2 separate regions of the Homo sapiens genome follow, and region 1 is linked to region 2. Evidence: chromatin loops called from intact Hi-C (ENCODE). Cell type or tissue: psoas muscle. All regions are shown on one strand. Links, peaks and the distances in the headings refer to the core of each region. The heading gives the core; the rest is flanking DNA. Region 1 has its middle 76 kb from the start of RUFY1. Region 2 overlaps COL23A1 (collagen type XXIII alpha 1 chain).

The links. Hi-C counts contacts between places; a loop is a spot of excess contacts. Peaks named below come from ENCODE experiments on the same cell type or tissue, not always from the same donor. Only the 100,000 strongest peaks of a DNase experiment are listed, where the experiment ranks them.
Region 1: it touches region 2 in a loop (4-fold over the local background); 1 of 110 quality-filtered maps calls a loop at or near these places.

The regions. Positions count from the first base shown.
Region 1 is chr5:179,469,106-179,480,389 of GRCh38, reverse strand. No RefSeq gene overlaps it. Among named protein-coding and RNA genes, the nearest start is that of RUFY1, 76 kb to the left of the region's middle. RefSeq lists enhancers at 7,005-7,504, 7,505-8,006. In psoas muscle, for the core only: no CTCF peak of the experiment used is centred there; no DNase peak of the experiment used is centred there; H3K27me3 peaks cover 438 bases.
Region 2 is chr5:178,308,030-178,319,313 of GRCh38, reverse strand. The region is part of intron 2 of COL23A1 (collagen type XXIII alpha 1 chain); the gene reads left to right. Among named protein-coding and RNA genes, the nearest start is that of PHYKPL, 81 kb to the right of the region's middle. RefSeq lists an enhancer at 6,203-6,705. In psoas muscle, for the core only: no CTCF peak of the experiment used is centred there; DNase peaks (open chromatin) are centred at 6,283 and 6,573.

The DNA of each region.
Region 1 (11,284 bases), core at 2,276-10,275, 1.2 Mb before region 2:
GAAGTGGGAAAGGCAAGAAAACAGGCTCTCTCTCTTTTTTTTTTTTTGAGGCAGAGTCTCGCTCTGTTGCCCAGGCTGGAGTGCAGCGGTGCAATCTCGGCTCACTGCAAGCTCCGCCTCCTGGCTTCAGGCCATTCTCCTGCCTCAGCCTCCAGAGTAGCTGGGACTACAGGCGCCCGCCACCACACCCGGCTAATTTTTTGTATTTTTTTTAGTAGAGACGGGGTTTCACCGTGTTAGCCAGGATGGTCTCAATCTCCTGACCTCGTGATCTGCCTGCCTCGGCCTCCCAAAGTGCTGGGATTACAGGCGTAAGCCACTGCGCCCGGCCAGAAAACAGGCTCTCATGGGGCCTCCCGAAGGAACTCTGCTCTGTCCACCCACTTTGGACTTCCCATCTCCAGAACTGCAAGACAATACATTTGCTGTTTTAAGCCACTTACATTTGTGATAATTTGTTATAGCAGCAAGAGGAAGCTAATGCAAACCCTACCAAAAAAGAGCCAATTTGATATATATTTATACATCCACTTCATGATCCATAGGTGTCTCTGTTCTTTGAATTCTCCTTTAAACTAGTTGTGGTAGCTTACTGATTTTTTCATTCATTCACGAGTTGAGTCAAATATTTTAAATGTGTGTATTTTTATTTATTTGTTTATTTATTTCGGAGACAGTCTCACTCTGTAACTTGGGCTGGAGTGCCGTGGTGTGATCACGGCTCATGGCAGCTTTGAACTCCTGCACTCAGGTGATCCTCCTGCCTCAGCCTCCTGAGGAGCTTGGACCACAGGCACATGCCACTATGCCCGGCTAATTATTTTTTAATTTTTGTAGGGACAGAGTCTCAGCATGAATGAGAAGAGACAGCAGACACGAACACTGAGATGACACAGATGTTAGAATTATCTGATAAGAATTTTAAAGCAGCTGTCATAAAATGGTGCAATGTGCACATTATGAATGCGCTTGAAACCAATGAAAAAGGAGAAAGTCTAGGCAAAGAAATAGATGATATTAAGAAATAAATGAGGCCAGGCACAGTGGCTTATGCCTGTAATCCCACCACTTTGGGAGGCCGAGCTGGGCGGATCACCTGAGGGAGTTTGGGACCATCCTGGCTATCACGGTGAAACCCCGTCTCTACTGAAAATACAAAAAAATTAGCCGGGCATGGTGGGGTGCACCTGTAATCCCAGCTCCTTGGGAGGCTGAGGCAGGAGAATCACTTGAACCCAGGAAGCAGAGGTTGCAGTGAGCCAAGATTGCGCCACTGAACTCCAGCCTGGGCGAAAAAGAGTGAGACTCCATCTCAAAAAAAAAAAAAAAAAAAAAAAAAAGTAAGGATAAAATATAGAATAACAATATAAAAACTCAATGGATGGGTTTAACAGCAGAATGGAGAGGATGGAGGAAAGAAATCCATGAACTTGGAGGTACAATGATATATATTATCCAATCGGAATAGCAGAAAGAAAATAGCCCGGAAAAAACAACAACCCATTAGCAAGTCACTGCTGAAGGGCAGGGCCTTCACCTTCCTGTTCACTAAAGTATGCCAAATGCTCTGTCCAGCACCTGGCATACGGTAGGCACTCATATTTGTTGAATGCTCTAATGCCCTGTGCGTGTGGATTCCCCTTTGTCAATGTTTTTGTTTGTTTGGTTTTGGTTTTGCTTTTTACCAGTTTAAGTGAAGTGTTTTTTCTGAAGGCTCTGAGACAGAATTGGATTCATGCCTCTCTCCTGGCTTCTGGTGGCTGCCGCAATCCTTGACCTTCTTTGGCTTTTGGACGCATCACTGCCACCTGTGTCTCCGTCTCCACATCGCCTTCTCCTCTTTGCCTTTTGTCTCCAATGTCCTTCTTCCTTTTCTTACAGCTGTCATTGGATTCAGGGCCCACTTTGACTCCAGGATGATCTCAACTCGAGACTCTTCATTACAGTTGTAAGGACCCCTTTCCAAATAAGGTCACACTCACAGTTCCAGGGGTTAGGAGCTGGACATACATTTTTGGAGGCCTATTCACCCCCTACAGAGATGGAAAACAGACGAGTGGCTGTCAGAGGTTAGGGATGGTGGGGACATGGCTGTGTAGGTGACTATCATGGGGTGGCTCCCAAGGGTGATTTTTGTGGCAATGGGACAGTTTTGTATTTTGATTGTAATAGTTACATGAAACTACACATATGATAAGATGACACACATTGGGTCGGGCTTGGTGGCTCACGCCTGTAATCCCAGCATTATGGGAGGCTGAGATGGGCAGATCACCTGAGGTCAGGAGTTAGAGATCAGCCTGGCCAACAAGGTGAAACCCTTTCTCTACTAAAAATACAAAAACTAGCCAGGTGTGGTGGCGGGCTACGTATAGTCCCAGCTACTCGGGAGGCTGAGGCATGAGAATGGGTTGAACCTGGGAGGCAGAGGTTGCAGTGAGCTGAGATCGCGCCACTGCACTCCAGCCTGGGCGAGAGAGTGAGACTCTGTCTCAAAAAAGAAAAAAAAAAAAGATGACGCACATTGCACCAATGTCAATTTTCCCGGTTTTGATGTTGTACCATAGTTATGTAAGATATTGTCACTGGGAGAAACTGTGTGAAGTGTAAATGGGGACATCTCGATACTATCCTTGCAACTTCTGTGAATCTATAATTGTTTCCAAATAAAATGTTCAACAAAACCCTACGTGCACATGCACACACAGACACAAACATAAGCAAAGTCAAAAGACAAATGACAAACAGGCAAAAAAATTCTTTTCTTTCCCAGAACAAGACCCAAATTGATTCAGCAGACATTTTAATTAGGAAATCCTATAAATCAGGACCACTTTTAATTTCAGACACTCCGTTATGAAGCGTACATCTACATCTGGAGGATGAACAGGCCATTGAATCTCTTAAAAACTGGCTTTGCTACCTTCGCATTTGGGGGTAGGACCTTCGTAAGACACCATTAAGCTTCAAAGGGCAAAGCCTGTGATTTCTCCTCGGGGAAAGCCACATTTTAAAACCAGCTTCGGTCACAAAGAACAGCTGCATGGGAGAAGGAGACAAACCGCACGGGGAGGATGTGCAGAGCCTGAGGCCCACAGCTTCACAGAGGCCAGCACAGAGCAGAAAAACATCCAGGGTCTCTTGTCCATTCCTACAGACACCAGCAAGGATGGAATAAGAAAGTTGGGCTGGGAGGATGGGAGAGAGGCTCAAGAGATTGTTTAGGTGGGCCCAGTGGCTCACGTCTATAATCCCAGCATTTTGAGAGGCCAAGGCAGGAAGATTGCTTGAGGGCGGGAGTTTGAGATCAGCCTGAGCAACATAATGAGATCCCATCTCTACACAAAAATACAAAAATTAGGCGGGGCGCGGTGGCTCATGCCTGTAATCCTGGCACTTTGGGTAGCCGAGCAGGGGGTGGATCACGAGGTCAGAAGTTCAAGACCAGCCTCGCCAAGATGGTGAAACCCCGTCTCTACTAAAAATACAAAAATTAGCCAGGCGCTGTGGCAGGTGCCTGTAATCCCAGCTACTTGGGAGGCTGAGGAAGGAGAATCGCTTGAACCTGGGTGGCAGAGGTTACAGTGAGCCGAGACCATGCCACTGCACTCCAGCCTGGGCAACAGAGCGAGACTCCGTCTCAAAAAAAAAAAAAAATTAGCCAGCATGGTGGTGGCATGCACCTGTGCTCCCAGCTACTAGGGAGACTAAATCAGGAGGATCACTTGAGCCCAGGAATTTAAGGCTGCAGTGAGCCAAGATTGTGCCACTGCACTCCAGCCTCGGCAACAGTTTTTAAAAAGCCAGTTTTTAAAAGATTCAATGGCTTATTCATCCCCTAGAGGTAGATGTACACTTCATAACGGAGTGTCTGAAATTAAGAGTGGTCCTGATTTATAGGATTTCCTAATCAAAATGTCTGCTGAATCAATTTGGGTTTTATCTTGGAAGAAAAAAGATTTTTTTTTTTTGCCTGTTTGTCATTTGTCTTGTTGTTTGTCATTTGTGAGACCTTGTCTGAAAACAAAAAAAGGAAAAAGATTGTGACTGCTTCTGAGAAAGCTCCTGGTGTGGCTAGAGTGGCCTTGTGGGAAAAGAACAAATTCTGTAAAGAAGAAAGCAAGAAAAAGCAAGTACTTCTCCCCACACATCCCCTCGCCCGTTTGCGTCCTCTGGAGACTCCAGGCAGTAGCGGAGCACAAACAGGGCTCTTCTCGGCGTGAGACAGAAAAGACACCGCGGTGAGTTAGCTTTCCCAGGAACTGCACGGCCTCCCACCTACAGCCAACCCTGATCTTGAACCGCGACTGGCAGGGTTGAGTCCTTTACAAGCGCACACTCAAATTCAACTCTCAAATTCCCCTTCAAAACTGTCCAGGTCCCTCCAGTCCCCTAAATGGAGTTGACATCTCCCACCTTCTCCAGCCATAAACCGGTGGGAGAAAGGGTCGGCCCCAACCCACCCACGGCCAAGCTTTTACATTTTCTCCCCGACCCCGTAACACCACCTTCACTAAGTTCCTCCACCGAAAATCACAACGAAATGTATGCGTGTCCTCAGTTTTTAGTATTGTTATAGCCCTCAAGATTCCCAACCCTCGGAGCCCTGTCTTTAAAGAATCCAACCTCACGATGCCCCCAAGGGCTAAGACAGGCTCACGGTGATGCCAGCGGCTGCCCCCGCTCTCCCCGTCTATCCCCGGTCTTTGGCCCCGACGGCCACCAGTGCGTTCCTTCCCTGCAGCCCACACCACTTCTCCCACCCAGAGGTGGGGTCTATTTCCTATTCCTTAAATCTGGGCTGACCTTGTGACTTTCTATGACCAAAGGAATGCAGAAGTGACATTTCCTGACGTTGGAATCCAGGCCTTAAGAGGACTGGCAGCTTCTGTTTCCTCCCTCTTGAAAGCCAGCTGCTATGTAAGAAGGCTGACTTCCCTGAGACCACCACGCTGTGAGGAGGCCCCAGCCGAGGTGACGTGGCTATGCAGACGAGCACAAAGGCACTCGACAAGTGAGTGAAGGCTTGGTGGACCATCCAGCTCAGCCAAGCTGCCGGCCAAATGTAGCCGAGTGAGTAAGCCCAGCTGGTAGCAAGTAGAGCAAGAGCCACCCAGCTGTGCCCACTCGACCCGCAGAATCCTGAGGAATAATAAATTATGTCGCTTTAAGCCATTAGGTTTTGAGGTAGTTTGTCATGCAGTAATAGATAAAGATAGCTTTTACTTTCCTAAGAAAGAGACCAAGGACTACAAAGAAAAAATGGGCAAAAGAAAGAAATAGTTCATACAGAATGAAATGCAAATGATCCTTAAACATCAAGAGATGCTCAACCCCAGTTGTAATAAGAGAAATGCAAATTAAATTGCCCTTAGACATCATTTTGCGCAATTCAATTTGGCAAAAATCCAAAATTGTAAAATACATCGTTGGTGTGGCTGTGAGGAAACAGGTTTGGTTGTGGAGAATACAAAATTGTACAAACCTTATGGAGAGCAGTTTGGCATTGCTTATAAAAAATACAAATGTATTGGCCGGGCGCGATGGCTCATGCCTGTAATCCCAGCACTTTGGGAGGCCGAGGCGGGTGGATCACGAGGTCAGGAGATCGAGACCATCCTCGCTAACACAGTGAAACCCCGTCTCAACTAAAAATACAAAAAATTAGCCAGGCATGGTGGCGGGCACCTGTATTCCTAGCTACTCAGGAGGGTGAGGCAGGAGAATGGCGTGAACCCGGGAAGCGGAGCTTGCAGTGAGCTGAGATGGTGCCACTGCACTCCAGCCTGGGCGACAGAGCAAGACTCCGTCTCAAAAAAAACAAAAAACAAACAAACAAACAAAAAAATGTATTTATCCTTTGACCCAGCAATCCTACCTCTGAAAATCTATTCTACAGACAGATATTCACGAGTATAAAATGACCCATGAACGAGGTTATACACTACAGCACTGTTTGTAATGGTAAAAGCTTGGAAACAAGCCAAGGGCCTGCCCATGGGGAGCTGGCTGAATAAACATGAAACACAACTGGAAGAAAGAATAAGGAGCTACTTCAGGATATAGTAAGAAAAAAAAGAAGGTGCAAGATACTGTATCAATGATGTTACCTTTCTGTAAGAAAAGAGTGGAAAATAGGAATAAATATATTTGCATTTCCTTGTTGTAGTTGTATAAAGAAATACAGAAAAATAAACAGAAAATGAATAAAAATGGTTATGTGAGTGTGAGAGAGACAATTGTGGGGAAGATGAAGATGGGAGTTAGAATTTTTTTTGTATAGTTTTATACCCCATTTTAATTTTTAATTTTTTAGAGACACAGTCTTGCACTCTTGCCCAGGCTGGAGGTGCAATGGTGTGATCATGGCTCACTGCAGCCTCGAACTTCTGGGCTTAAGCAGTCCTCTTGCCTCAGCCTCTCGAGTAGCTGGGAATACAGGCACACACCACTATGCCCGGCTAAATACAGGCACACGGCACTATGCCTGGCTAAGTTTAATTAAAAATTGTAGAGATGGGGCTTCGCTATGTTGCCTAAGCTGGTCTTGAACTCTTGGCCTCAAGTGATCCTCCTGCCTTGATCTCCCAAAGTGTTGAGGTTATACGTGTGAGCCACCGTGCCCAGCCTATACTTATTTTATGCCTCATCATGTCATTTTGACTTTTGAACCATGCAAACATGCAACAAATTAAAAGCCAATCTCGGCCCGGCACTGGTGGCTCATGCCTGTAAGCCCAGCACTTTGGGAGGCCGAGGCGGGCAGATCACGAGGTCAAGAGATTGAGACCATCCTGGCCAACATGGTGAAACCCCATCTCTACTAAAAATACAAAAATTATCTGGGCATGGTGATGGGTGCCTGTAGCCCCAGCTACTCGGGAGGCTGAGGCAGGAGAATCGCTTGAACCCGGGAGGCGGAGGTTGCAGTGAGCCGAGATCACGCCACAGCACTCCAGCCTAGGTGACAGTGTGAGACTCTGTCTAATAAAAAAAAAAAAGTCTCAGGTGGAGAATGAAACAGAAGGGAGTGGCTGTTGATGTCGCTGGGATTTCTTTTAAGGATGCTGAAAATGTTCTAAAATTAGATGGTGGTGTTGGTTGTACCACTGTGAATATTCTAAAAATCATTAAACTGTATGCTTCACATGGGTGAATTTTATGGTATGTGGAATATATCTCAATAAAGCTGTAAGAAAAGAAGTAAGGCACACATACACCCCAAAACTTTCAGGAGTGAAAAAGAAGATACATCTCAGGTACAGCAAAGATTAAAATGACAGTAAAAAGTACTATGGCTTTGATACAGAAGTGCTGGGAAGGGAAGGGCACGGTCCCTGGCTAGGGCTCCACCCCCAGGCCTGCGCCCACGGACCTAGGTGAGGACAGGCATTTTTGTTTTCCTGCCCATATATTGCATTTTCCAAGACTACCCTGGCCGGCCACGTCCCTATCCTGTGCCTATAGAAACCCGAGACCCTAGCGGGCAGACACGCAGGTGGCTGGACAGAGAAGCACGTCAGCAGAGGAACACACGGGCGGCTGGACGTTGACAGGAGCACATGGGTTGAAGAGCACGCCCATAGGCACAGGCAGAGGCCGGCACGCCGGCAGGCCATTGACCGGGGGAATGACATGGAGTTTGGCTGAAGTGGTCGGAGAAGAGTCCAGCCGCTGAGTGGCTGACTCCAGGGGAAAACCATCTCCCTTCTGGCTTTGCCATCTTCTGACAGCTACTTCCACTCAATAAAACCTCGCACTCATTCTCCAAGCCCACGTGTGGTCCGATTCTTCCGGGACACCAAGGCACCTGGTACACACCTGGGACACAGAAAGCCCTTTGTCCTTGCAACAAGGTAAAGGGTCTAATTGAGCTGGTTAACACAAGCCGCCTATAGATGGAACACCTAAAAGAGCACATGCAGCCCACGCCCACTGGGGCTTCAGGTGCTGTGAACATTCACCCCCAGACGCTGCCTGTCTGTATGCTCTCCTAGAGGCTTGAGCAGTGGGGCCCTGAAGAAGCGAGCCACACCCCCTGTCACATGCCCTGTGAGGAGGACAAGGGAACCTTCCCCATTTCAACCTGATGCTCATAAACTCAAAACTGTCTAAAACACCTAGAAAATACAATTAATAAAAACCAGCTTAAGGATAAATAGAAAACCTGAATGAAGAGTCTGATAAAATTTAAAGAAATTAGATTATTAATAAACAATCTTTCACAAAAGAAACAGACCGAGGTAAGTTTAAGACCTCTTTAAAGGAGAAGATGGTTTTGGTTTTATATATAAAGTGTTCTGGAGACAAAGAGGAAACATTCTCCAATTCTTTTTATAGTTCGAAAAAGAGAAAATTGGGAGAAAAGTCATTACAGGCCAATCTACTTATGAACATGGATGTGAAAACCCTCTAGGTAAAATATTGCGCAAATCAAATCCAGGCAAAACACATAGTAGTATAAGAGTTCAGGCCGGGCGCGGTGGCTCACACCTGTAATCCCAGAACTTTGGGAGGCCGAGGCGGGCGGATCACCTGAGGTCAGGAGTTAGAGACCAGCCTGGCCAACATGGTGAAACCCCGTCTCTACTAAAAATACAAAAATTAGCCGGGCGTGGTGGCACATGCCTGTAGTCCCAGCTACTCAGGAGGCTGAGGCAGGAGAATCCCTTGAACCTGGGAGGCAGAAGTCGTAGTGAGCCGAGATCGCACCGCTGCACTCCAGCCTGGGCGACAGGGCAGGACTCCATCTTGAAAAAAAAAAGAAATATAACAGGTCACGTCCAGGTTGTTATGTTCCAGAAACTCAAGGTTGATTTAACATTAGAAAATTGACCTGTGAAGTCACCATATTAATAGGCACAGGGAAAAGAGAGCAGATGATATTCTTTTTTTTTTTTTTTGAGACGGAGTCTCGCTCTGTCACTCAGGCTGGAGTGCAGTGGCGCGATCTCGGCTCACTGCAAGCTCCTCCTCTTGGGTTCACGCCATTCTCCTGCCTCAGCCTCCCGAGTAGCTGGGACTACAGGCGCCCGCCACCTCGCCCGGCTAATTTTTTTTTTATTTTTAGTAGAGGTGGGGTTTCACCGTGTCAGCCAGGATGGTCTCGATCTCCTGACCTTGTGATCCGCCGGCCTCGGCCTCCCAAAGTGCTGGGATTACAGGCGTGAGCCACCGTGCCTGGTCAAGAGCAGATTATATTCTTAATAGATGCATGAAAATAAATTGATAAAATGTAAAAACCACTCATGATTGGAAAAAAACTCAAACTCTTAGCAAATCTGAAGTGAAAGAAGATATACACTAACAATCTATGGGAAACGTCACATTTGACAGTGACATACTAGTCGTCATCCTCAGCCAGTCAGGAATACAATCAGATGCCCAGCACGCTGTTTCCACTGGAGATTGTCCTGAGGGCCCCAGACAGTGCAGACAGAGAAGAAAAAGAAACTCAATGTTTGAGAATGAGAAGAAGGGAAAGCAAACTGTAATCACTGTCTAATGATATGATCATATAAATAGAACCTCCCCCAAACTTGCAGACAGATGACAGAATTAATAGGGTGGTTGAGCTAGTTGGTTGATCAATAAACAAAAATCAATTGCCTTTCTACATTCCAAAAAGCAATGAAAAAATCAATTTACCAAAGTAACAAAAAGTATAGGGTGCCTAACAATAAAGCTAGCAAGCGTTCTGCAAGGGACTTCTAAAGGTCCCAGTTTCGATGGCCTCAGGTCCAACCCAAATGTGGCAACAGAGGAGAGAGACGGCGGAGCACGGACTGACATCTCAGACCCACCCTATAGCTCCTGTCAGATTTCCCCTTCATCAGCCTCCAGCATGGTGTCAGAAGGTGTCGAGTTAAAGAGAATATTAAACAGAGCGTGTAGGCAGCTCCCCAGCAGCCACCATCTTAAAAGCCGGCCCCTCATCCTGCCTTCCCCAAGGAGCAGCTGGCGGCGCTGACCCGGCCCAAGGCCTCTGTGTCCCCCAACAGGTGTCTCCGATGACACCTGGTCCCACTCACAGAGCAGGGGGGCACCAGCCGTGCCTGCTGGGTCGGAGGGTGATAATGGACGCAGCAGCTGGCTGGGGATGCTTCTGCCTCATGCTTCCACGTGTTTTTTTTTTTTTTTTTTGAGATGGAGTCTTGCTCTGTCACTCAGGCTGGAGTGCAGTGGCACCACCTTGGCTCACTGCAAGCTCCGCCTCCTGGGTTCACGCCATTCTCCTGCCTCAGCCTCCTGAGTAGCTGGGACTACAGGCGCCCGTCACTACACCCGGCTAATTTTTTGTATTTTTAGTAGAGACGGGGTTTCACTGTGTTAGCCAAGATGGTCTCGATCTCCTGACCTCGTGATCCGCCTGCCTCGGCCTCCCAAAGTGCTGGGATTACAGGCATGAGCCACCGCGGCCGGCCTTCCACATGTATTTTTAAGAAGAATTTTATTTTGCCAATGCGTAATCCTATGGTCTGAATGTTGGTGTCACCCCCAGCTTCATATACTGAAGTCTAGTCACCAACGTGATGGTATCGGGGGTGGGAGGGACCTTTGGGGAGTGATGAGGGCAGAGCCCTCATGAATAGGGCTAGGGGCTATCTATGAACCAGGAAGCAGCCCTCACCAGACGCTGAATTTGCCAGCACTTGATTTCGGGCTCCCAGCCTCCAGAATTGCAAGAAAGAAATTTCTGTCGTTGATAAGCACCCAGTCTATGGTATTCTGTGATGACAGCTGAACGCACTAAGAGAGGCAAAGCATCTACATTGTTAACAAAACAAACCTCAGGGCAGGTGAGAGAGGGGACCCACAGCACATGTAGGAAGTGGCCTGAGCTGCACGCGCCCCACCCACCCCAGGGCCCTGCTTGTCCAGCGTCTCTCTCCTCTGGAGAGGCCCCGTCCCATGCCTGGGCTTGCCCTGCCTCCACCTTGAACAAATCTCCTAGAGGAAACAAAAGGAAGAAAGAGAGCATTTCCCTGGGCAACCTCTCCACCCTGAGAAGACCACCTAAGCTCCTTGATGCCCACTCCCTATCCCACCCTTTGCTCTGAACCTGGTGTGACCCAGGGGCCAGTGGGGGGTCTTCCTGACCCCCAGGGCAGGTCTCCCTATGCTCCCATCCCCAGCCTCGCCCCCACTTCATGATAGAACGTGGCTTTCCCTACAACGGGCAGGGACAGGCCATGGCAGACCACAGCAGTGTGGGGGAGTCTGTAGGGACTGTCTGCATTAGCAACACAGGGTCCCCAGAGCTTAGGTGGCTGACCTTCCTTGG
Region 2 (11,284 bases), core at 1,760-9,759:
TGAATGGAGAGTTGAGGAATTTGTGATCTTTGGGGTGTGCTGGTTTACATGCGCCTCTCTGGAGCCTGTTTTCCAACAGGAAACAAGATCCCAGGAGATGACAGGCTCTGGGGCAAAGCTTACTTGCGCTAGCACAGATCTGGGTCTGACCAAGCCCAAAGCCACAGGCCACCAGCCCATGTAGCAAGAGCCATATCCCCAGCCCCCCACCCACCGCTGGCCACCCAGCACCGACACAGCCTGCACCATGGCTGTACCTGCCGCCTGTGAGGGTACCAGCAGTCCTGCTGCCAGCGTTGGCAACATGCTTCTTTGTAGCCAGCACCTGCCTTCACCTGGCTACAGGCTCTTTAAGTATTCAGGTTCACCTGACCTCCACCCTTGAGAGCCCCTTTCCTTTTTTTTTTTTTTGGAGATGAAGTCTTGCTGTATCGCCCAGGCTAGAGTGCAGTGGCACAATCTCGGCTCGCTGCAACCTCTGCCTCCCAGATTCAGGCAATTCTCCTGCCTCAGCCTCCCGAGTAGCTGAAGTTACAGGCGCCCGCCACCACACCCGGCTAATTTTTTGTATTTTCATTAGACATGGGGTTTCGCCATTTGGGCAGGCTGGTCTCGAACTCCTGACCTCAGGTGATCCACCCACCTCGGCCTCCCAAAGTGCTGGAATTATAGGTGTGAGCCACCGCGCCCGGCCGAAAGCCCCTTTCTGGAGTCGCCCCACCCCTCCCCTTCCTGTCCAGGTCTGCTGGCTAGTCCGGCCCCTTCGGCCCTTCAGAGATGTTCTCATGGCTCTGAGCCCCTGTGGGCAGGAAGGGTCGTAGTCTCAGGCACGCTGAGGGGCTTTCCCCTCTTCCCATCGGTTTTGCTCAGTCCTCCCTTCAGCTGCCTGGGCCGAAGGGTCTGGGGAGGGGCTCTGCCAGGCCTGAGAAATGGCCTGTGGCTTAGCTCCCCATCGTGGCACCCACGTGCCTTACATCTGCCAATCAAAAGGAGTCCCAGTCAGTACCTCTCCCTTTAAGTCTCTGCTGGAAGGCACCGAAGGCTGGGGGCTTTCAAAAGGCAGTGCTTCTGACCCCACAAATGTGTGAGAAAACCCAGCACAGGTGCCTAGCCTATTCCTGCGGATTCTGGAAACATGAACAAGAGGGCCTTTTTTGGTAGATCACTGAAGATTTGTGGTTATTCATGACATAGCATAATTGTGGCAACAGTTGAATGATCTACCTGTGGCTCTCTTTGTCCCTCCCTGATACGGTGTGGCTGTGTCCCCACCCAAATCTCATCTTGAACTGTAGCTCCCATAACTCCCACGTATTGTGGGAGGGACTCATTGGGAGATAATTGAATCACGGGGGTGGTTTTCCCCATACTGTCCTTGTGGTAGTCATCGAGATCTCGTGGTTTTATATAAGGGGTTTCCCCTTTTGCTTGGCTCACATTCTGTCTTGCCTGCCACCATGTAAGATGTGCCTTTCACCTTCTGCCATGATTATGAGGCCTCCTCAGCCACATGAGTCCATTAACCCTCTCTTTCTTTATAAATTGCCCATTCTCAGGTATGTTTTTATTAGCAGCATGAGAACTGGCTAATACGCTCCCCAACCCATTGGCAAGGCATAACCTGGGCGCCACTCTCAGAGATCTTACAATGAAACATGAAAGAGGAGTGTTATTCAGTAGTGGCCATGTTTACATAAGAAAAACAAAGCATGGTCTGTGTCTTCAAGATGTTCATGATTGTGTTGATAAAGAAAATCTGCATACCTCCAACAAAAGGTAATTTTGATCAGTGTATCTTGACTAGTGGCGTATATTGGTGTTGCTGAAGAACCTTTTCAAAATGTGCATGTTTTGGTGCCAGGCAGGACTCACTGAATCTAACAATTCTAGGGGTTTGGCCTAGGGATATACATTTTAGAAAAGCAACTCAGGGAATTCTAATGCCCTTGCCTGGTTAACAACCAACAGTAAAGGCTAAATAAAGCAAACAGGATATTTGTGCATAAGTGCAAATGAGTGAAGGAGAAACATGAGGTTAGTAGAGTCCAGAGTTGTCTGTCCTGAAGGGCTTAGAAAGGTGGGATCTGCACAGTCCTTGAAGAATAATAGGATTTAAATAAATAGAAAGACAGGTGGGGAAGCAGGCAGAGAGAATATCACAAACTCTAGCATGTGGATTGTAATTAATATGGCATGACTAGAACAGAGACTGACTTATTTATGAATGTATTTATTTATTCTGTAAGCATGTCTTTAGCATTTACTGTGTCAAACATTAGTCTGAGTTTTTTAATAAATATTAACTATCATAACAAAACTATGAGATAAGCAGTAGTATCAGTCTCACTCCATAGAATAAGCCGACCAGAGTGGAAGACTCGTATACTCTCTAGTGATGTAACTCACTCAGAATTTTGTATTTGATAGAAAAACTGTTAATGCCAAGCAACGTTTTTTTTTTTTGCAAAGAAGTCCACAGACTTCAATGTTGCAGTCCACTACCTTGAAACTAGATCTTACTGTTATTATTAGTTTGTTTGAGCGTATGTGGCTTACAAAAAGAGATGGATAAAAGCTAAGAAAGAGAATAAAACCATTTTAAATATCACTGTGGTTGGAATTTTTCCTTACTATAATTCTAGTTAAAATAGTTTGATTCCAATAAACAAGATCCCTCTTCCTAGAAAATGTATTCATGCTTTACTCCATTTATAAAGGCATGAAGGCACAGACTTCTCTTAGTAAGTGAAAAAAATCGGGAATTCTGTCTGGATAGGAGCACTTCTAAGCAAGGTAATTATCTAAGGAAAGAACTGTTCAATGAGTCTCCAAAGCTCCACACTGAATTTGATGAAATCCAGCCAAGGCTTAATTTTAATCGTTCAAATTTCGTTAAAACTCTGTATATCATAAATATTTTATAGGATACATATTTTCTTATTAAACTAATAAGAGTCATTCCAACCTTACGTTTTTCATTCTGGAAATCTCTAGACAGGTTACATTATATTAAGAAGGTAACAAACCCAGACGTATTTCATATATGTTTCTTTGTTTTTCAGAATACTTTCTAACTTCTTTAGGTCTATCTAATTGATTCCTATCTAGAAGTAAATATCTAAGAATCATCGAATTACGAACGTGTATTAGTGGATATAACATAAGTTTATAGTGCTGGAATGACCATCCGTGAAGACCAGTTGGATTCTAAGTAGAATTATATTTAAACTGCTTAAACAAATACCTCTCTAACTTTTCTTCACACAGCTTCAGAAGAAAAAAAATTTAACACAGTTTCCGCAGTAATACATTCTCTGGGTTTTATGTTCAGCTAAGATATGCTGTATTAAAAAGTAGGTGAATAAAACCTATTGTTTACCTCGTAATAATTTGAGACTACAAGATTGTTGTAATCTAATCAAAGGAATCAAGCTAATCAAGGAATACAGTGCTTGTTTTTTTATTAGCAATTATCAGTTTATTTTCTCTGGAGGATACCATGACTATGAATAAAAGATTATTTGTCTTGAAAAAAAAAAAAAAAAAAAAAAGTCAGTGCTTCTACTAGAAAACGTTGATGCTTTTCCTCCCTGGGCAACCTCAGCCCCTTGACTGGAGGCACTGACAAGAGCTCTGACAGTCTGATCCGGAGACCGTGACCAGCCCTTGTCCCCTTCCCGTGCCCTGCCCCTTCCCGTCCTTCTTGTTGCACCCTCTGGGTGGGACATTCCATGTTTAGCTCTGGTGCCAAAACCACAGTCATTTCCCTGAAAAGGAAGAACTTAGGAGGGCATCACTGGTGCAGGCAAACGCCCTGGCCTGACCAGCTCTGAGCCTTGGATGGTCCTTTTGCCTGTGGGCCTCAGGGTTTTTATCTGTAAATGGGGCCAATCTTGTACATCTCAGAATTACTCGAGAGGATTGAGGAGATGGTAAAAGCCCCCAGCACGTGGCCTGCTGGGCTCAGCCCGTCAGCAGGTCCTACCATCCCCAGCCCACCGGGCACCCCCTTGCCTGAGCCCTCCAACCGGAGCCCTTGGGGAGATGCTCTTGGAGCTCCAGAGAACACGGTGTGTTGGGGCTGCAGCACGGCTGGTATGTCACCAGGATGCGTCATGGGTCCGGACTCCTTAATCCCATTGGAAAAGCTTAACTAAATCCGCTCCTAACTCAGGGAGAGGAACCAGCCCAGAAACTGCAGGCATTTTGGATGGCACAAGGAGGGCATGCTATGCATAAAGGGGGCTGGAGTCGTCTCGGGTCTCCAGGGCTGCCGATCACACTGGCCTTGTAATTAGACATTTAATTCACAGACCTCTGAGAGACATCCTGGGCAGCTTAACAAATGCCAAGAAGAGGTTATGAAAACCGTGGACTATTTAACCTCTCTCCTTTAATAAGTATCTTCTTCAATGAGAGAGAGCCAGGCAGTGTTTAAGGACATGACTCTCAATCAGAACTGCGTGACTCTACCGGCTACCAGCGTACGGCCTCAGAAAGCCCATTAACCTCCCTGTGCCTCAGTTTCTTCATCTATAAAATGGAGATAACAGTAACAGCCTTCCTCATGGGTTTGAGGTCAGGAATATGTGAGTTAATACCGTAGACTCGAGATTGGGGCCAAGTGTAAAGTTGACACTCGATAAATGGTGCCGGCGGCTCTTGCTTTTATTAAACACTGTTGCAGGCCGCTGTGGTTGTCTGGTATCTGGTGCTGTCAGCTCCTTTGTAGAGCACATGAATGTCCACATTTGAGGCCCTCTGTGAATGTGACACTGGGGACACCTACCACCCCAGCCCCTCCTAACAGGGCCCTATTCATTCATCCACCGAATGGCACCGTGTCCAAGCCACCTTAACCAGCTCTGGTCACTGGGGTGGTCGGGGTCTGTCACCAGCCTGGACAGTAACCGTTGTTCCAAACAAACATGACGAAGACGAAGACTATGGCGGTGCCTTAAAACCCTGGCAGCCTGTGGTGTTGGCTTTCCAGATGGCTTCAGGACTTTCCCACAAGCAGCAGGACCCAGCGCTGTTCGGCTCCCGGTTCAGCATGATGGATGGTGGAAGATGACTCTGGGGGGGACGTAAGCAGCTTCGGAATGAACTGTATTTGTTGAGCAAGAGGCTGTGATTTTAATTCCTGGAGGACCACAGTGCCCGCAGCACTGGCTGAACCAGAGCAAGCTGGCCAGCCTCTCCGGGTCTCAGTGTCCCCTCCAGGAGCAGTAGGGTCCCCAGGCCCACCTTAGAGACACCCACCGGGACACACCTACTCCTTCACTCCTCCAAGGGACAGAGGGCTTTGTGAGGCCAAGCTGGGAATGTGCAGAGAGAATGCTCCCTTGTTGGGCAGTTTTCAGCTCTGAGGTTGGTCTGAGACTTGTAAAACAAATGAAATGGTCTGGGGAGATGTTTTAATGATCTGGTCTCGGAAGCTCTTTTCCAGGGACCTCGCTTGCCTTCTCTGCTCAAGGTGCACCCCCTGATGGCCCTGAAGCCCCAGCAATCTCATAGAGCTCCAGACTGAAGGTCTGGGAGGATTCAGGCCATCTCACCCCACTTCCTCCCAAAGTTCTGGGAAGAGGGTCATATAAAGGGGCTTCCAGTGGTGTTGAGAAGGACCAGGTCTGAAGGGACACTCGACACGTGGTGGGATGAGAAAATCTTGGCCATGGTCACACTGGAAATCACACACAGATGTTCAGGGGACAGACTCCGAAGTCACACAGACCCGGGTTCCAGTTCCAGTTCCGCCATTTCTCCACTGTGTGACCTTGGGGATGCCATCCTCTGTGACTCCACAGTGCCGGGCTCCTCACACGGGACACTGCTGTGGCTGCCAGCAGCATCCCCACAGTCTCCATCAGGACGGCCCGGCTCACAGCCTCGCTCAGGGGTAGCTGAGACCCCTGGGGTGTTTGTTTTGTTTTCTTTAATTGTGATAAAATACACATACCATAACATTTCCCGTCTTAACCATCCTTAAGTGTACACTTGAGTGGCATTCAGTATGTTCACATTGTCACGCACCCGTCACCACCACCATCCCTCTCCAGAACTCTTCATGTTGCAAAACGGAGTCTCTGGGCCCACCGACTTCCCAGTCTCGCCTCCCCTAGCCCAGCCCACCGATGGCACCCCCTATTCCACCTTCTGCCCCTGTGAATCTGGCGACTGCAGGAGCCTCCAGAAGTGGAATCCTTCCGTATTTGTCTTTCTGTGTCTGGCTTACTTCCCATCGCGTGACGTCCTCCAGGCCCATCATGCTGCAGCGTGCGCAGGAACTCCTTCCTCTCCAGGGCTGACTCACGTCCCGCTGTATCAGTGCACGTTCTGTTTGCTCATTCTTCTGTCCGTGGACGTTTGGGTTGCTTCCACCTTTTGGCTGTTGCGCCTGGTAGTAATTCTTGACTTCTGTGGGGCTCAGTTCCCCTGATCTATAGGAAGAAAAGAGTAGAGAGAAATGAAAGCACTTCACAGACTGTTGTGTGGATTCCATGAACCCCCTGTCCTCAGGGGCTGGCTGAAGGGAGGATCAGGGTTGGGCTGAGGGCGGAGCAACCAGTCAGGAGCCCACAGGAAGCAGCCAGGCCAGTAGGGTGAGAGGGAGAGGCCTGGGCAGGCTGTCCCCAGTGCGGCTGAGGTGGGGTGGCTGCAGGTTTGTGAAGGGACCTTGATAAGACGGGCATTGCTAGAGGGGACGTCCTTGGGGAGGGAGGTGCCGGGAGGGCTGGGCGGGGGGAGCCACTTAGAGAGCCAAATCCTTGCAGCTCAGGCCTCAGAGGAAGCCTGTTGGGGTTCGAGGCCCCCCTTTGGAGTTGATCAGCGGCGTGAGTTCTCCACCCCAACCAGAGATGAGATTTTTATGAGTTAGAAATGGTTTCCTTTTGTCTGGCCTCCAACAGTGCTGAGAAAGCCGTAGGCCTCCCTGGAGTTGTTTACTGTGCTGATGCTGCTCTCAGACGTCCAGAGTCATTGGGCAACGAGCTGGAGCCCTGGCTGGCCTGTGCTAGACCTGGCACCCTGAAATTTCATTGAGAAACCTCATTCCCAAAGAGCTCAGCCTCTGCATTCTCATCCAGAGGTTCACAGACAGGCAGTGATTAGGGACACGGGAAAGCTCCCGGCTTCCCACGGGGCTGCCCTTGCACTTTGCTCAAAGTGCAGTCAAGGGCTCCGTCGGCGTCTCAGCACCTCGAACCTGCCTGCAGTGTTGCTGAGGTGCAGTCACTGTGTCTCCAGCTTCACCCACCTGGGGACTCATAAGAACCAGTTACGCAGGCCGGGCGCGGTAGCCCACACCTGTAATCCCAGCACTTTGGGAGGCCGAGGCAGGTGGATCACCTGAGGTCAGGAGTTCGAGACCAGCCTGGCCAACATGGTGAAACTCGGTCTCTACTAAAAATACAAAAATTAGCCAGGCATGGTGGCGCGTGCCTGTGGTCCCAGCAGCTCGGGAGGCTGAGGCAGAGGAGTCGCTTGAACCTGGGAGGCGGAGGTTGCGGTGAGCCGAGATCACGCCACTGCACTCCAGCCTGGGCAACAGAGTGAGACTCCGTCTCAAAAAAAAAACAAAACAAAACAAAACAAAAAACAGTTACACAGTGGCTCAGGCCTATAATCCCAACGCTTTGGGAGGCCATGGTGGGATGATCACTTGAGCCCAGACGTGTGAAGCTGCAGTGAACTGTGATCACGCCACTCCAGCCTGGGTGACAGAGTGAGACCCTGACACACACACACACACGAAAGAACCCACTTACATTAAAGCCCCGCATTACACACACACACACACACACACGCGCACACACACACACACACACACAGAGGAAAGAACCCACTTACATTAAAGCCCCGCATTGTGATGGCCCAGAGGCCCCTGCAGCCAGTTATTTCTTGGGGTCCCAAAGAAGCACCCCTTTTGTACCCCAGGCTGGTGTGTCTGCTGCCAGCTCATCTGGTTCATGATTCCGCAAGGCAAGTCTAGTTGCCACCACTCCCAAACCTCTATCCTCCCGAGTTGGAAACTCTAAGGTTCAATGAGGTTGAGTAAGTTGCTCAGAAGACACAGCTTCCCCACCAGTCAGGTTCTTCCCCTCCTGCTCTGGCATACCCCTCGCCCCAGCCTCTGAAAAGAAGTTTTGCAGATGCCACTGTGGTGGCACCCACGGTGAAATACTGTCGTTCCCCAGCAGCCAGCCCCTAGCTCAGAGCCGTGTGGGTCCCATGCAGAGTGGGGGACAGTGGCCTTCTCCCAGCCCAAGGTGGTCTTCAGCGCTAGACCCTCTAGCTGGGACAAGTTTTCCAGCAGCATCCGTGGGCAAGACCTGTCCTATCCCTTGCAGCCTCAGTTTCCCCTTCTCCACATGAGCAGATCAATCAAGACAGACTCCCAGTGCCTTCCTGAGTGTCTGAGTCTCAGGCAGCAGCAGGAAAGGTTCTTCTGCTTGTAGAAAGAAGAAAAACAAGAAACAAGCAAAAACTCTGAGGCCAACCACCTGGCCAAAGGCCTGGTTTTGCTTGTTGGAGCCAGGTCTTAGCTGCAGCCAAGCTGGCCCTGCTCTCCCAGGGGCCGGGGCAACCTGCTCCACACCAGGCCCAGATGCCCTGGGGCACAGCCAGCCCCAGCAAAGGGACCACATCCCCAGAGGAACAGCCTCCCTGGTCGCCAAGGCCGCCTGCCCGGTAGCTCAGCATATGGGACACAACTGTCCTTGCACTTGGGAGCCACAGACTATGAAGGGCTCCAGGAGGCTCTAGCAACACAGCCTTAGGTGGGCCCCTTCACCTGGCTTAGCCCCAGAGTTCTCATCTGTGCAGGGAACACTAGCACCTTCTTCAGAGGACTGGCGAGGCAGAAGGTGAGCCTGCGGGGCGGGCACAGGGAGTCCTGGAGGAAAAGGGTCCCAAGTTCATGCTCACTGGGTGAGCAGCCGGCTTGGCACCCAGTAGATGTTGAACCCAGGTCACTGCCCATGGTGGGCTCTCGGCACCTGATAGTCCAGAGACTCAGGAGAGGCCGTCCGTCCTGCCCCCACTCCTGCGGCTCCTGCAATCCAGTCTCCAAGCCCGCCTGGCCTCTCTGTTGGTGGAAGCAGTGGAGTGGGAGCCCACAGTCAGCAGGGAGTGCAGCTCCGGCACACTCGCCCTCTCCCAGGGCCTCACCGCCTGTCTTCTCGCAGTCCGGGAAAGGAAGGGTGGAAGGCACTCCCTATCTCACTGGCACGTCACATCAGACCAGGTGGCCCTGTGTCTCTCCTAAGCCCTGGAGCTTGCTGGACTTGCAGTCTTTTCAGGAGAATCCCAGAAGCAGTGAGGAGACCTGAGGCCTCCCTGCCTGTCCCCTTCTCCCTCCCTCCCTCTCCCCCCCGCCCTTCCTCCCCTGAACACACATCACTTGGTCGTGTCCTGCAGTGGGAGTTGGGGACACAGAGCTGCCTGAGATGCAGAGTACATACTGCAGGAGGTCCTTTGTGCCAGGAGGGAGAATCGAGCACAGCAGAGCGAGTGGCAGAGTGGGGGACTGAGTGCAGGGGCAGCGTTCGCCTGATGCTGAGAAGGAAGGGGTCCAGGTTGGGGGCTGGGGCAGGATGATGCCCGGGGGGGGGTCTCTGGCTTGACTGCTTGGGTGCTGCTGGGACCTGCAGGTAAGTAACAAGGGAGGCAGGGGGCGCGTGGGAAGTCGGGAGGTGAGCTTGAGTTTGGAAGTGGTGCCTCCCAGTGGAGTTGGACATTTAGGTACAGAGCTCAGAATAAAGGGTAGACCGCTTGTCCATCTGCAAGTCGGTCACATGGCGCCCCCAGCACCGTGCCTGGTTAGGATCAGCCCTCAGGAGTGTGCATGACCAGCTTCATTCTCTCCCTCCACGAGGGCCCTATTCAGTCGGGGTCACATCCAGCCTGCCTGGCCTGCGGCTCACAGGCCCTGTATGCTCAGCAACACCCCAGTCCTGCCCAGCTCCAGGCCTGCAGGGGGCATCGCCCAGTGACCCTGGGAGGCAGGCACCCTACCCTGCCTGGGCAGCTGCCCACCCTGCCAGCATCCCTCCCCATCAGCCTCTGCCTAACCATGCCACCCAGGAGAGCCACCAGACAAATCCGTTAGTTCAGCTGCCCCAACACAGGCAGATGTCTTCATCTGGCTTCAGTTACCCAGACGGAGAACTTCCTAGTCGTACCCAGTGATTCCCATCAGGAAAGCACAGTGCTGCATTGCTTCGGATCTAGCAGAGTCTGGCTACTTCCCCCATTCCTGGCCCCTTTCCTGCCATGCCCCCTCACTCTGCCTGGGGCCCGGGGCCTACTGCTTCGCTGGGCCGAGCACAACCTGAGGCCTGGCAAGAGCCCCGAAGCTTTGTGGGTGGCCACTGGGCCTTCTTCCTCCTACAGCCCGAGGAACATGGTGCTGCGTGTGCCGGGGGGCTCCCGTTCCCGTACCTCGCTCTCATTGAAAACAGGCCCAGAGAGGAGGAAAGCCCCCCCCGAGAGTGCTGACCTGCCCCCCAAACCTGGGGCTTAGTTAATAACCAGGGCCAGTCATCCGGTGTGACTGGCTCTGGAGGTTCCCAGGCACCATCAGCCCCGCACAGGGCACTGGGGAGGAGACCAAGGCAGGTGTTTGGGCCACAACTGGTCTGAGATGCTGGTGGGACAAGCACGTGGAGATAGGAAGGTAATTGGCCGGACAGTGTGGGTGTCGCAGGCCTCGGCCAGGAGCATGGGCCTGGAGGTGCCTCATAAGCTGTAAACCCACACAGTATGAGGAGCTGTTGTCTGTTCTGAGGGTCCCAGAGTCCTAGCCTCACCAGCTCAACACAGCCCCTGGCAATTCCAGCATAAACCCCAAATTCAGGGTCTGTGTCCAGGATGGGAGAAAACCAAGGGCTACGTCCCTGGCATGCACTTTTGCCCTTAAAACTCAGGGGAGCAAGAAGTAACATGTTTTTCATTTTTAAGTTTTGTTTAACAATCCTCACCTCAAGTCCCCTGTCCCTGAGGCTGGCAAGAAATTCATTCTCGCCTCACCCCTGGGCCTGCAAATCTTTTGACGTGTCGTGTAGCACTGAGGGCCCCTCTCCACCTGAAGGGATCTCTTCTCTCTCGCTGTTTCTCAGAGACTGGCCCTCCCTCCTCCCCTTCCCTTAACAAAAGTCGAGAAGCACCTCCCACAGGACACACAGACACAAACATACATACACAGACACACACACAGAAACACAGACACAAAAACACAGACACACACATGCACACAAACACACATACATAGAGACACACACAGACA